Linked DNA regions of Mus musculus: all the other regions are linked to region 2. A link is a loop called in an ENCODE intact Hi-C map of the cell type or tissue named here. Cell type or tissue: heart. All regions are shown on one strand.

Region 1 (5,000 bases), 540 kb after region 2:
AGACAACGCACGTAAGGTGCTTTGTGCATTGTCTGGGAGCCAGTGAGGATTCTATAAATGTCAGCTTGCTGTCTTTACGGAAGCAACACAACAAAGACGTTTTCAAAGACAAATCTGTAACCACAACCAACAGTACAAATCATACACTCTCAAGCCCAGTTACTGCTCTCTGTCCATTGATGTCGCGATACACGCCTGTGTCAGGACACGGCGACAGAACACTGCGGGGCTCTCGCTGGCTGGGACAATCACACCCCTCTTCTCTCCTCCTCAGATAAACAAGCATGTGGTGGTTCTGCCTCCAAGAGCTCTGCTGTCCTTCCCTGAAGGGGGCCTCAGGTGACTCAGCTAGAAGGACATTCAGTGACTCATCAGGCACCAAGGACTGATTAAACGCCCTCAGATCTTGGGAAGGGAATAAACACCCAAGATACCCAAAGTTCGTTACCATTTCCAGACCCCAGAGGCTCCTCAGACAGGAGACCATCGACTAAATAATCAACTGAGCTTCCTTCCATGAGAGCGGAGGTGTTAGTCATTTGGTACACACACATCCCAGTGTGTGTCAGTATGAAGCACTGTAAGTTCCCTAGCAAAGATGCAGCCTCGTGGCTAGTCTCCTTTCTCACTCAACCCAAGGCTCCCCAGATCGTCCAGAACAGGTAAGTTCCCATTCGTGTCCCTAACTCAGATTGCTTCCAACAGGGATGACCTGGCTATATTGTCCCACAGACCCATCAAACCATTATAGAGGCCCACCATGGACTTACCTTCGTACATCAGATCAGGAACTTTTTCCATGGAGCACCCACAGTCTCACGTGGGTCCTCTTCTGCCCTGCCCCAGCAGGTGATCATCAGAACACCTTGTGCTTTAACCTTCTGATATCTGCCTCAACCCAACAACCTCTAAATCCATCTCTCGGGCCACCCCTAGCTTTTACTTCCTGTCCTAGGAGCTCTGTGGAAGGGACCAGGAACCCTGCTGTTCTCCTGGGACTCTTTAGTGACTCAATGAGGGCTACCCTTACCACTGACTTAGCCACTACAGGCTGAGTTGCATCTCTCCAACTCTCACATGCCCCAACTTCGGCACCTCAGAACATAGCTGTATTTAGAAACAGACAATTTAAAGAGACAACTAGGTCAAAGCCAGGCCATTTAGATGAGTTATCATCCAAGAAAACTGGTACTCGTGAGAGAGAGAGAGAGAGAGAGAGAGAGAGAGAGAGAGAGAGAGAGAGAGAGAGAGAGAGAGAGAGAGATTTGGGCATAATTGCATGCAGAAGAGAAGACAGACACCTATAAGCAAAAAGAAAGATCTCAAAAGAAACTACCTGAATCATTATCTTGAACTTCTAGCTTTCAGAGTCATGAGTAAACACGTAGGTTCTTGTGACAGATTGAGCACACTAATAACGCACACCTCAGCTCCATCCCATGGATGTGAGCTCTAGTATACAAACTTCCTTCTTCTGAGAACCAGGTTTGCCTCAACTCTTCCCTAAGGGTTTAATATTCCCCCCAAACTCTTCATCCAGGCAGCTATTTTCTCCAGGAAGCCATCCTTGACCTTTGTCTTTTAGCATCCACGAGAATGTCTTCCATAGACTCACATAGTTGAGAATTTTGTTCCCAGATGGTGGCACGATTGGGGAAGGTCTAGATGGTGTACATCCCTGCTGAAGGAAGTATGTCACTGCAGATGAGTTTTGAGATTTAAAGCCTCACAGGACTTCAGTTTGCTCTCAGCTATGCGCTTATGTTTGAAGACATGAACTCTCAGCTTCCAGCTTCTGCTGTCCATGCCTGTCTTCTGCCTTGCCTCCCCACTATAACAGACTCTTTTCTCTCTAACTGTAGGCCAAAATGTGTAAATTCTTCTATAAGCTGCCTCAGACACAGCGTTTTATCATTGCAGCAGAAAAAATAGCTCCATCTCCAGCCATTTCCTCTCATAGCCTCATATTTCAACTACCTGTTGATTCAGGAGTGTCTGACAGTAGAGAATAGCAACCATGTCTGGCCCATCTAAACATGTGCCTTAAACATTGTCCCCTAGCTATAAGGTTTTCAATAAAACCCTCTATATGATGGAAGGATAATGGGTAAGCAAAAATCCTTAAACTTTCCAAAATGGGGGCTTTGGTGGGGCTGATGGTTGCTTTGGGGCTTTGTTTGGTTTTGGTTTTGTTCTGTTTTGCTTTGGTTTTTTTTTGTTTGTTTGTTTGTTTTGTTTTTTTGTTTTTTTGTTTTTTTTTGTTGTTGTTGTTTTTTTTTTGAGACAGGGTCTTCTGTATCTCAAGCTGATCTGGTTTCTCCCATTCCATTGGTAACCAGTCTCAACCCAGCTCAGTTTCCAAGACCAGATTGAATCCTGTATGTTAAAGATAGTATGTCCACACACTGTCTTGTGAAGATCTGCAACTCTCTACTTGGCCAAGGATGGTTTTGAACTTCTTCTGCCTCCAACATGCTGAGATCACAGGCAGGTGCCACCACGCTGATTTTATGAAGCACTGGGGATGGAACCCAAGGCTTCATAAGTTCTAGGCAAGTGCTCTACCAATTGGGCTACATTCCCCAACCCATTTAGTACTGCTTAAAGTCACCAAGTATCTTACAGGAATACAAAAAGTCAGTCTTGTTTAGTGGAATCTCAGTTTCCAAAGCAAAAGCATTCTCTGATTAAAAAAACTGCATTCAATCAACCACGATGTGGTCTTTGAAGCAAGGGATAGCTATGAGACATAAGTGAACTACTAATACAGATTTAGTTCAAGCACAGGACCACATATGACATATATCCCATGGTGAGGAATAGCCACACTGGGAAACTGAGTCCTAGAAGTCCTGGTATTCCTACGAGAGTCAAGACAATGCCTGTGCATCTCCACAAGAGATGGTGCGTGAGCCTTGCTTTCTGCAGGCAGACTCAGTGCTAGAACATATAATCAATATGATCATGCCTCTTGAATGTATGTGCCCACCTTCACTTCAGAAGGATGGACAGAGGTTCCTCGTGTGGAGCTTTGAAGAACCTCACTCTCGACACTCTGGCTCTGACCTTCCCCTGTGAGGTACTGATCTGGATAATATTTCTCCTGTATGAAGCAAACCTGATTCTGTGAATGAAGACCCATCTACTTCTAAGAAAAGCCACCTGATGTTAGTACCACCCAGACCTAGAAAGATGGCCCGTGTGCAGACAGATCCCTTCTGCCAGCCCTTCTGCCTGTTGCCTGGTTGCTTTCCTCATTATCTAGGAATTGTGTTAGACCTGTTTGTTCATTGGCCAGTTCCTTTCCACAATAGAATGAAGGGCCCAATGAAGGCAAAGGTTCTATTCATTTCATCTTATGCTGTCTCTGGTGTTCTCCACCAGAATAGATGCTCAATGTGCAAATGCTGACTAAGTAGATCATTGATTGATTGATTGATTGATTGATTGATTGATGTGCAGGTTCTCTTCTCTCCTCCACAGAGAAAAACAGGCCAGTCAATATTCTTATTATTAACTTGGTGATTACATTTTAAACCCATAAACAGGGGATGTTCTCGGATGCCTCTTATTCCTTACCTTCATCTACAAATGACTTCTATTCTACACTAGACCCAACCTCAGCACCTGGTCTGAGGTTAATGGATATCACTCCAGACTCTACAAGTATCTCTTCAAGGCCATGACAACTTTACTTCAGTAGAGCTAGCCATGACTCCATTTGGTTCAAAAACTATAGAAGGATGCTCTTGGGGATCAAGAGCCAAATACCTAGAGCTTAGCTGTGGTGGAGCTTGGAACATTCACTATCCATCAGCAACTGCTGTGGTGGGGCAGGTAGGGAGAAGTAGAATCCTAGAGACTCATATGGCAGAAGAGTGCCAAGCAGCAGGCAGACTGGGGTAGGTTCTCCTGGCTGGCTCTATCAGGCACCAGCCCATGAAAGCCTTTCAGGCTTCTGAAACCTTGTCTATGACCAGGTGCCTTAAGGGGCTGGGGAGAAAGGCAGGATGACAATTACAGAATCGGGGAAGAAAGAAGAACCAATCACGAAGCAGAGCAGGCTGGGACGGGATCCTCTCTGGTCCCTTACTTGCTGGATTCTAAACTCATCTCACACTTTGTTATAGTTTGGTGAGAGAGATTATGAAATATTTTTTTAAAAAAAGGGGTGAGTAATGTGATCCCTAGGAGGAGGAGAAATAAATCTGGGTGTGGTGCACAGACACAGTCTTTTGTCAACATCTTAAACCTTGGGAATTATTCCAGCTGTCTGTGGATTAGATTGTGGGTAGATCGAGCCCACACTCACAAGACTGAAACAAGATGACTGCAGCACATCTAAGGCCAGCCTTGGCTAGCGTGGGCTAGAGTGTAGCACTGCTTCAAAAGAGAAGAGAAGAAGGGAGAAGGGAGAAAGAAAAAAGAAAGGAGAGGAAAGGAAAGGGAACTCGTTCTGCTACCACAGTCCCACATCCCCGACATCGGAGCCCTGGCTGTGGCTGGGTGGCTGGCTGGCCTAGATCCTCCCAGGGGTTAGCAGTATTTTTCTTTATTGGTGATGGACATGAGACTCTGAGATGACTGCCACCCTGCAGAAGCTCTGGGGTTCTGTAGATGGCATTTCCTATCCTAACCCTGCCTCTAAGCCACTGCCCTTAGCCAAGGCTGCTGCCTTGCCATGTTTCAGTTTCCCCTTCCTCCAAGTGCAGTTCATGACAGGTAACTCCTCTGTCTTTTGATGTCCCTGAAACAGAGGCCACATCTCTCCCCTTGCCTTTGCTGCAGGCGTTTTCTTCCAGGCCTTCCCCTTCCTCATCTCTCCCTCCTGAACCCTTAGCAGACCCCAGAGATCTCCCCACATGACACCACGGTTCCAGATGTTCCCCAGTCTCTGTCACACATGGCTTCCTCCTCCTCGTAGTCTTCTGAAGGGATACAAAGCTATCCCACAAATGCCACCTTAAGAGCAAGTTATCATTTTGTCGCATGTTTGATTA
Region 2 (5,000 bases):
CAGTAGAGCTTCGACCTTTGCCCTCAAATGTCTATGCAAATTTATTCTTTTGTTTATTTTTGTGCTAGGGGCCACATGCCAAGGAGTAGGTATACAGTTCCAAGGGCATCTTTGGGGAGTCAGTTATCTCCTTCTTCTACGTGGATCTGGGGTACTGACCTCCTGTAACTGTGCCTAGCGGCAAGCCCCTTTGCCCACTGAACCTTCTTCCTGCTCCACTCTTAATGCTTTTAACGCAGGGTTGGTTAAACTCTCGGATGCAGGACTGGAGGATACAGAGGGCCAACACAGCCTGCCCAGTCTTCAGCCTCCATCAGGAACTCTGCTCTGATCTACTCCAGTCAAGTCAGTGTGGTTTCTTTATCCCCCACCCTGCTGAACACATACAGGCTGGTCCCATTTGGCCACTTAGTTGCTTGTTAATATTGTCAAGCTATGTCCCAGGGCTGGCTGAGGCCTTGTTTACTAACTAGATTGTAAATCCCTTCTGGACAGGAAACATTATTTTCATTTCCCCTCCAGATTTATATATTTTCTTATAAAAATGATAATGCTGAGTTAAAATGACCGGTTACAAAAATAAATGTATAAAAGAATAAAAAAAATCTTTCTCCAGTCAAGTTCGGAGGACCAGAGTTAACAGTTGTGGTTTTCTTCTGTGATTTTTTTTTCCTTAAATGGGGTCCAACTCCACCTCTCTTTCCCTAAATTGCTTGGCTCAGTCACTTCTCCTTGTCTGGGTCTATATCGTTTCTTCACCCCGACTACTGCCATGTCACATTCCAATCTGGATGCATAGTAATTTCTTTAACATGTCCCCTAATGCCAGTCAAGCAGGTGATTGATCTCCAATATTTAACTGTTCCAATCTGCAGCGATTAAAAAGCCTCAGGCACTCGCTCTTTGCACATCTGTTTCTGTAGGCTAAACTCCCCTGTGAGGATCCTCTGGGCCAACTGTACTGTAAGCTCTGACAGCTAGCTGCATTGGCTTCTTAAGGGCTGTCCCAAGCTTCCCTCCTGCTGGACTGTGTGCTGTGACATCCTCCGTACATTGCCACTCTGGGTTCCTGTAGCTGTTCTGGTCTTTCTTGTCCCCTTTGCACTGTGCATTGTTTTCCTGTCTCTTCCTTCAGACCCTTGCATGGTACCACCCGATCTCCAGTAAGCACTGTTTCTAAGACAGAGCCTTCACTATTCAACTCTGGCTATCTTCCAGCTATCTGGGAAGCGTATAGACTGGCTTTAAATACATGGTCCTTAGTCTCCACAGTGGAGACGTACAGGCATTTGCCAGCATGTTTGTGTCCTGCGGTGATTTCTTCTATTGTTTGTTAACTTTTAAAGATAGACTGTCCTGTAGCCCAAGCTCATTATGTAACTGAGGGTGACCTTGGACTCTGGATCTTTCTATGTTTACCTCTCAAGGGCTGGGATTACAGGTGTGTGCCACCACATCCAGCATCCTCAGAAATTTCTGACAGGGAGTCGTGTGTGTGTGTGTGTGTGTGTGTGTGTGTGTGTGTAATTGTTTCAGGGTTAGAACCCTGAATATCCTTCCTGATATATCGACTTTCATACTGTCCCTAGGGACCTCAGGTTCTCATCAGTAAAATGGAGTTAGTAGAAGCAACTACATCCAGTGTTGTTTAGGATTGAACTAGATGCAACTTGTTAAGTCCATAGGGGCATGCTGTAAACCAGGTCTCTGCCCCACAATCAACTCCAAAGTAATAGTCATTTGCCACATAGTAATTACTCCTGTACTGATGGGTCTTGTAATTTCACCAAAAATCAATCAATCAATCATCAATCAGTTAATCAATCAAATAAACAATAAATAAAGAGGAAAAACCGTTGGGACCTATGCTTGATATCGTTACATATAATTTTGATTTAATTATTTCCCCATCAGTTTCCTTTCTTGGATTTAGTAATTCTAGCTGAGTACTTAGTATCCTCGAGAAGGCACATACTGCTCCTTGCTGGAGGTGGGGTTGGGTATGGGCTTCCCTTGGCTCACCACCAGGGGGCACTGTGAGTCCAGGACTGTTTGGCCCCTGGTACAGATTCCAGGAATATTTTGACTTCTTCCCTAGGGATCTTTACTCCCAAATCCTGCTCCCTGCCTCCACCCCAACACACATGAGGACTAAGGCTCTACTTGCTGGACCAGCCAATGCCCTGGTAGGGTACAGAAACCCATAGTTAATTGGAGAAGGTGCTAAGCCTCTTTGGCATGAGAGAAGATGGGCCATGTGGATCTTTTCCCCTGGGCAGATCCTTCCTCAGGAGACAGGAATAAGTACAACAGGAAAAGCAGGTTCCTGGAAGGCAGGTGCTCTGTGCTGTGGCTCAGGCTGCAGAGGGTTCTCTGACAGTGTCACTAACTCACTGTGAACGCTCCCTGGTCTCTGAGTCTGGCTCTGCTTCTTCCACTATCGAAGCAATTCCAGTGCTTCAGGTTCTGAATCTTAGATTGTTGAGCCTTGGCAAGTCTCTTAAGTATGCCTACTAAGTGAAGGAGGGCGACTCACTCAAGACCACTCAGCTTGGAGAGCAGCAGGTAGCCACTAGGACCCGTTCCCGTTGATTGGATCCAACAATGTTTGTGGAGCAGTGGAGTCAGGGATTTGAAGTTCTTTTCTGAGGTCATAGATGGGCAAATCTGCATTCTCAGGAATGGGGTGAGAGAAGATCCCCCCTCCAGTCCCTGAGGGAGCCGCTCAGATCCCTGGAACATGGGAGTTGCTTTCTGCAGGGATAAGGTGACTTTAGTTTTGCTGAGGGCTTTGTGCACAGAAAGCTCTCCCTAAGTTTAACTCTCATGGATGCTGTGAGCACATTGACGCACAGCTTTGGCTCTGCTAGCAGGCTGCCACCAGGAAGGGGACAGTGGTCGCAGTCCACAGGCAAGGGTTCTCACTAGAACGCTTTCTCACACTTAAGTCCCATGCTGGGTCCATGTGATCTCCGAGCTCCGGGAGCTGCATGAAACCGTCCTGTATTTTCCTCAGAAAACAGACTACAGCTGGCATGGCAGTTGTAAAAGGACCAGGAACTCTCCAAAGGCCGGGACTCCTGACCTACCTCAAGACTAGGTTGACTAATTAATGTCAGTCTGAGCCACCACTAACACAACGCTTTTCTTTAAATCCATTCACTTTTGGTACCTGAACTATGGGGTACAAGAAGGAGACAGGGAGATTAATAAAAAAAAACTGTATAAAATTTCCACAAGGAAACCTATTACTTTGTAGGACAATTAAAAATATATAGTCTGATAGATGCATACAAAAGATACTTTTGATTAAATGTTTGTAAGTGCTGAATCGTTACTTTAATGAGACATAAATTCATAAGCTATGCCTTTGTGTTTGTGCTGTATATGGTGTGTGTGTGTGTGTATATATATAATTTGTACACTCATGGAGGCCAGTGGAGGGCAAGTGCTGTCCTTTCTCACTTTATACCTTGTCCTATCAAGACAGCATTTCTCAGTGAACCCAGGGCGAGGCAGGTGACCAGTAAGTCCCAGGACATTTGGCTCTGCCTTCCCTTCAAGGAGTGAGGTTAAAGGTGTGTTGGGACCATGGTTTGACTTTTTACATGGCTGCTGGGGATTTGAACTCAGGTCTTCATGCTTGCATGGCAAGCACTCTTACCCACTGAACCATCTCCCCAGCCCAGAACTATACTCTTAAGAGAAGCTTTTATTACTCATTGAAAATATGAATCATTTGCTATAAATGGAAAGCCATAGTTAAAAAAAAGATAGAAATACAACATTCTTAGTACTTTTTGGATTGCTCCAGACTGGCAGGCCTCAGGCCTGCTCTCCCTTCCTCAGGAAGAAGTTAGTATAGGTAGAGATGAGTTGACATTTTGACCTTAAAGTGAGAGACATTCCTTTTTGAGGGACCTAAAGTATTTAAAGATGTGAACTGAGACTCCCTTTTGCCCTGGGAAGCTCAGTCCCTGGCACATAGTAGATGCTTCATAAATATTTGATCAATGACTGAATATCTAATTCAGAGATTCTTGTGCCATTTATAGCTGTAATTTGAAGCTAACACATAGACCTCGGAAACATACATCTGATTTGATTTGACCCGCAGTAGAGATATCCCTGGGAAACACTGTTAGTGACCCCATGGCCAATTCTGATTTCCTTGGCAGTCTTAGGATCATGCTTTTTAAGCAGACCTAATGAGACAGCCCTCTGAAAGGGCTGGGGTGGGGGATGAGACCTTAGCACTTGTGTGAGGCATTTCTATTATTTTCCTCTACCTTCTGTTGTGTGCTAGGAGGAGGAGGTGAGGCTTAGATAAGAAGGGATAACGTTGGGGAACAGATGTTCTCCTAGACCCAGCTACGTCAATTGGCTCTTAGGGGCTTTGAGTGATTTAGGAGGTTTGTGAAGTGTAAGGATCAAAGGCTAACACCCAGCAGGGCCCGTTCAGAGAGAAGCATGTTGGTTGGACATGTTCCAAGGAGGTCATCCTATAGGGTCTATTCCACAACTCTGAAGAGTAAGCACTAAACATTCAACTTGCTGTGAGCCAACGACACTCATTGCAACCACAGGGCATCCTTGTAGAACCACAGTTACTCTTTAACAAAATTCTTTCTTTGTACCAATCACTGGGCTAAAAGCATGACCCCCTTTTGCCTGTGTGGTGGTTAGTTTTAATTGCCAGCTTGATGCAATTCGGAAGAGAGCCTCAACAAATGACTGTCTAGAGAAGGTTGCTCTATTGGCATCTGGACAATCTGTGAGGGATTGTCTTGATTACATTAGTTGAGGTAGGCCCACTGTGGGCATCATCATTCCTTTGGAAGAGGCTTCTGAACTGTGTAAGAGTGGAAAAGCAGCTGAGCGCAAGTGTGCGCACATTCATTCTCTCCCTGCTTTTGTCTGTGGGTGTGAATGGCTGCTTCTTGTTCCTGCTGTTTTGGCTTCCTTGCAGTGGTGGACTGACTGTATATAGCCCAGAACTG
Region 3 (5,000 bases), 430 kb after region 2:
ATATACCTTGAAAGAAAACTCTTGTATGTCCTTGTCATTATTATGAATAGATTTTATTTGTCCTAATCCATAGCGCTGTTCTTTCAACAAAAGCTTTATCAGCCTACAAGAAATATGACTTGTGTCTGACACAGACAAGAGCACATACTTTTTTTTTCACTCTCTGAAATACTTTTTATATACTGCAGAGAGGGAGCAGCAGCTATGGGCACTGCTGTGCACTCATGCACACACCCACATGTACCTATGTGGACACACATTCATGTGTTCACATGTGATACACATGCACAACACAAGCACACACACACACACTACATACACCATCTTTTTTCCTTCTAAATGCTGAAGTTTCACCAATTTCAAACTCCTCCAGCAAATCAAATTCCAAATGAGTCATTTTCCAGAATCACTCTTGTCAGTATGGCTTCTTAGTGCCAATTTCCTCTGAGCTGAAAATAAAATAAAAATAAAATAAAATGAGAAGGTACGGAATTGATGGGTCCTGCTGGCTCCTGAAAACAGACCCATTTAATTTGATACAGTTGTGAGGAATTGTTCCCAAAGTCTGGGTTCTCTCATCTTCTTAGTCTCTTGCTAAGTTCTGAGAAGAAAGAGCTGACCTATTTTGGCTCTGATCACTGGAGGACCGAAGGGAGGAAAGCATCTCACATGTGTGATTCCTTTCTATCCTATGTGATAACCTCTTTCTCCCCAACAGCCCTGCTGCAGGCGCTGTTATCACCACTGTTTTGCTGAGAAGGTAGCTGATCTTCTAAGAAAGACAAGCTAAGTTCACATACCCGTTTCCATTTGAGAGGAGTCTGTGCCCCCTGTGATTTCTAACTCAGCGATCTCCCGATCTCCCCACAGGAACTGCAGAGCAATTTTCCTCCTCTACCTCTATAAGTCTATTGGTGGCATTTGATGAGAAATCATTTTTTAAAAAGGTTCCCACAGAACCAGCAGATAAAGGCACCTGCTACTAAACTCCACAACCTGAGCTAAACCCATAGACCCTACAGGACAGAACCTCTTGATGGGGAGAACAGATGCTATGAAAAAGAGGTTTTGGGTAAGATGGTGATGGATGAGCAGTGTCTGATATAGCATGGGATAGGCAAGTAACTACATTTAGGGTAGGTACCTCCCCTCCCTGTTTTGCATTATATGATATGTCTAGGTGCTTTAGCTGTATTGATATATGTTAGCAATCCATAGATCATTATGTCCCAGAAGTTATCTTTCGTGGCAAATATACACTAAGGAGTAAAAGGATGTGCGTTTTGAATCCAACAATAAGAGATGCTGACAGTCCGTTCCATGGACTGGCACCAAGGACTGAAATGGCACCTGGAGCCCAGAAAGGTGCCAGCTATCCTACTTTTATCTCTGAGTCTCCTTGTCTATCTTTTCCTCCTCCCCACCTCCCCTGACTTCCACACTTCTCCCTCTTGCACCCCACTTTACTCCCTCCAGAGTGACATGATCCTTTCTATCTACATCTGTATTTGCTGCCTTCATCTTAGTCTCTGAATTGACTTTATCTTTCAAAGGACAAGAGCCAAGATTAGGAGCAACAGAAAACTAAAGGCACAACTTTAGAAAGATGTTTTAAGGTAAAATGTAATTGAAAACACACCTTATTCTGTGGTTCAAAATATCCTTTAATAAAGTGTGACACAATACCAAACTAATTTGAATAAGAAGCTCTGAATTTGCTCTTCATGATACACTTTTGAAATCTGATATGTATGGATAATACTTATGGCATACTTCAATTTGGATCATCTAATTTCAAATGGGCAGTGTTTTAGTGGCTACCAAACTGAGAGTCATGGATCTAGACTTCATATATCTGATTCTAGGAGCCAGAAATTTTCTATGAACCTCAATTTGAATCTTCACAACAGAGAATCCAAGTGTGTCTGCATATAGTCCAATCAGCCTCATCCAGAAAGAGGTGGATCACGTTCCATAAACATGGTAACCAAAAGAAGAGGGCAGAGGATTTTCATGATGGTTGCTGAAGACTTCTCAGGAAAAGGCACATGTCGCTTGAATTTCCTAGAAGAGTCCAGAGGTTCTCCATAACCTTGCATTTGGGGTAGAGAAACGCCACAAGACAGGAACAAGCCAGGAAGACGGATGTGCTGCCACCTAGAGGAGATAAGTCAAGCCTGACTCTGCATCTGCTTCTGCCAAGGGTCCCAAGAGAGGACGCCCTGTGCCAGAGAGGCCCTGAATCAGGAGTCAGAGGGGGAGGTTGGGAAGCAGCGTTGTTAGAGTGACTTCCTCACAAATCAAGTCTTCAGGAATAATTTTAATTGAGGAAAGACAATTGCGCACAGCTAAGGAATCTGCCCTGGCACTATGGCCCCTCAGCATAGACCGTCTCCACACTGTTGTTCAACACCAAGGCCTTCCTCCTTTTATGCAGATGCTGTCAGTTCCACAAACAGGTTTTGAGTTTGTTTTGTTTTGTGGAAACATCCAGTAATCTCTGGTTTTGTTTATACAAGTTCTGCAGTATGAAGAAAGCTTAAGTCCTTAATAAGAACCAAGGGACCAGCTGCCTTTTCTCTCCTCGAGACACGGCGGGCCCTTCCAGAGGCAGCCACTTTCACTTTATGGGCTGATTGTTTCAACTCTCCCTCATTGCTCCTCACAGAAGTCCACCCTCATCATCTGATAGACTCATTCTTTTTTATTTGGGGGGGGGGGGGGGGGGGGTTCGAGACAAGGTTTCTCTGTGTAGCCCTGGCTGTCCTGGAACTGACTCTGTAGACCAGGCTGGCCTCGAACTCAGAAATCCGCCTGCCTCTGCCTCCTGAGTGCTGGAATTAAAGGTGTGCGCCACCACTGCCCGGCAGACTCATTCTTTTCTTCACTGAACTTGAAATTCTGTGAAGGGAAGGACATGGCTAGGTTAGCTATTGAACCCGGGCCTCCCTATAGTAACTACATATAGCTGAGCCAAGTACTCACTAGTTGCATAGTTCAACTATCTGCTATACCCCACACACCCTAAAAATGTCTCCTAATAGCGGTGCCTAGAAGTTCCACGTGTGCTTTAGCTGAAGCACCTAAGAAATGTTGTGCTATTTTCCTCTGCTTTATCAACAGCCTATTTTTCCCTTACCTTCAGCCCAAATTCTTTGTCCAGATCAAGAGTACTAGATGACTTCAAGGAGTCTATTCTCCTTATCCACCACATTGGCTTCAGAAATTGAACTGGAAAGCGTTCAGCTTGGCAGCACGTGCCTTTCTCTGTTAAGCTATCTTGCACCTACACCTAATTTACTTTTGTAGAAGAAGAAAAAGACCTCATGACCTAATTACCTCACAACAGGCCTATAAGCCACACCTCCTGCCTCTAGGCCACACCTCCTGCCTCTAGGCCACACCTTCTGCCACATATTCAAAGCTGAGTGCTTACCAGGGGCAAATGTGACCAACTTCTTATAACTCAGTTTCATCTTCTAACAACTTCATGAGACATTTTGCTGTGAGACTTGAATAATATGAATGAAAAAAAACTTAGTTCAGCACTTGAGACATAATAAGGACCCCCAAAATATTCGATGTTATCGTTATGTAGCCTAAACGCCCTCTAAATTCTGCATCTCACTACCCTAGACACGTTTTTTCACATTGAAAAGCTTCATTCCTGCAAATTAATGTTTGCCAGTAGTTACTACAAAAAGGAGTTTTGGCCCCAGTCTCTGCCCAACTTAATACAAATCCCAGATTGGTGGAGTCTTCAATTAATTGGCTTTCTTCTCATTCCAACACTGTAATTTAGAATATAAGTCTTTTCTCCCTGGATGAAAGAGGGGGTTCACTGTTACATCAGAAAAAATAGTATCCCTGGTGGCTGTGACAGCTTTAGCAAAGACATACTCTATAATAATAATAAAATCAGAAGGGGCAGGCAGAAATATTTTGTTACATAAAAGTGTGTCTTCAACTTCAATGAAAAGAAATCTTTAGCTGGGTGGGTTATTGTCTATGTCATGAAGAGACTGAGACCAGTATGGTAGGAGGTCTAGCATTTATTAGTAACTCTCTACTTACTGCTAATTTCATAAGCTTAGTGGTTCTAGAAACTTCCATCTCTGGCTTTCTTGGGAAGGCCCGGTTGATATTGGTCATTGTTATTTATTAATAGTAGCTTTTCCTTGCACTGTCAAAATTAGAAATTGGAGAGTGATGGCTCTGGTTAAGAGAGCTTGCTGGGAGCAGGACATGATGACACCTACCTTTAATCCTAGCACTTGACAGATGGGGACAGGCAGATCTCTATGAGTAAGTTTAAGGTCAGCCTGGTCTACACAAAGAGTTCTAGGACAGCCAGGGTTGTATATTAAGATCCTGTCTCAATAAAATAGCTTTCTTCTAGAAAATGATATTGTAAAATACATTCAGGAAAAGCAAGTAGCATTTTGTTCTTTTATAGTGGTGTCATAGCACACACTAGGTCTGCCTGCACACACTAGGTCTGCTTATACTCACAAACCTAGATATGCTTCCAAGAGCACAGCAAGGTGGGCACTATTGTGTCCATGATAGGGGTAAGAAGCTGAGGTGTTTTGATGAGTTACTCTACCACCTCATTCCATTTTCTCAGTTTAAAACAGCATATTTGGTCCTTCTACCATTTTAACATCTTGGGAATAAAGATATTCTCATGAAGGGCAAGCAGTTTTAGCAAGCATTGCTTGCCTGACCTGTTTTTATTACTTTAGTGATATATCTTATACCTGGTAGCTTTGTAAGGTACCAGGACACAGGATGGAGAACAACCCCAACATTCACTCCTAGCCTACACCATCCCTCACCAATAACCACTCTGCCATGCTGGGCCAAATGAATTTCTACTAGATGTCACTACAAATGAAGAAAAATATTAACAATCCTTAGCTGGCTGCACACAGGAGCCAACGAACAGGAGAGTGGCCTCCTCCAGATTTTCCAGGCTCTCGGCTCCTAACACTCTGGAT

What was found. Hi-C counts contacts between places; a loop is a spot of excess contacts. Peaks named below come from ENCODE experiments on the same cell type or tissue, not always from the same donor. Only the 100,000 strongest peaks of a DNase experiment are listed, where the experiment ranks them.
Region 1: a loop joins it to region 2, with 4 times the contacts of the local background. A loop is called at or near these places in 30 of 42 quality-filtered maps.
Region 3: a loop joins it to region 2, with 4 times the contacts of the local background. A loop is called at or near these places in 9 of 42 quality-filtered maps.

The regions. Positions count from the first base shown.
Region 1 is chr11:44,325,436-44,330,435 of GRCm38, forward strand. No RefSeq gene overlaps it. Among named protein-coding and RNA genes, the nearest start is that of Il12b, 72 kb to the right of the region's middle. In heart, no CTCF peak of the experiment used is centred here; no DNase peak of the experiment used is centred here; H3K27me3 peaks cover 762 bases.
Region 2 is chr11:43,781,906-43,786,905 of GRCm38, forward strand. The region is part of intron 1 of Adra1b (adrenergic receptor, alpha 1b); the gene reads right to left. Among named protein-coding and RNA genes, the nearest start is that of Ttc1, 36 kb to the left of the region's middle. In heart, a CTCF peak has its summit at 2,016 (motif pointing right); a DNase peak (open chromatin) is centred at 2,056; H3K27ac peaks cover 553 bases.
Region 3 is chr11:44,209,788-44,214,787 of GRCm38, forward strand. No RefSeq gene overlaps it. Among named protein-coding and RNA genes, the nearest start is that of Il12b, 190 kb to the right of the region's middle. In heart, a CTCF peak has its summit at 2,166 (motif pointing left); no DNase peak of the experiment used is centred here.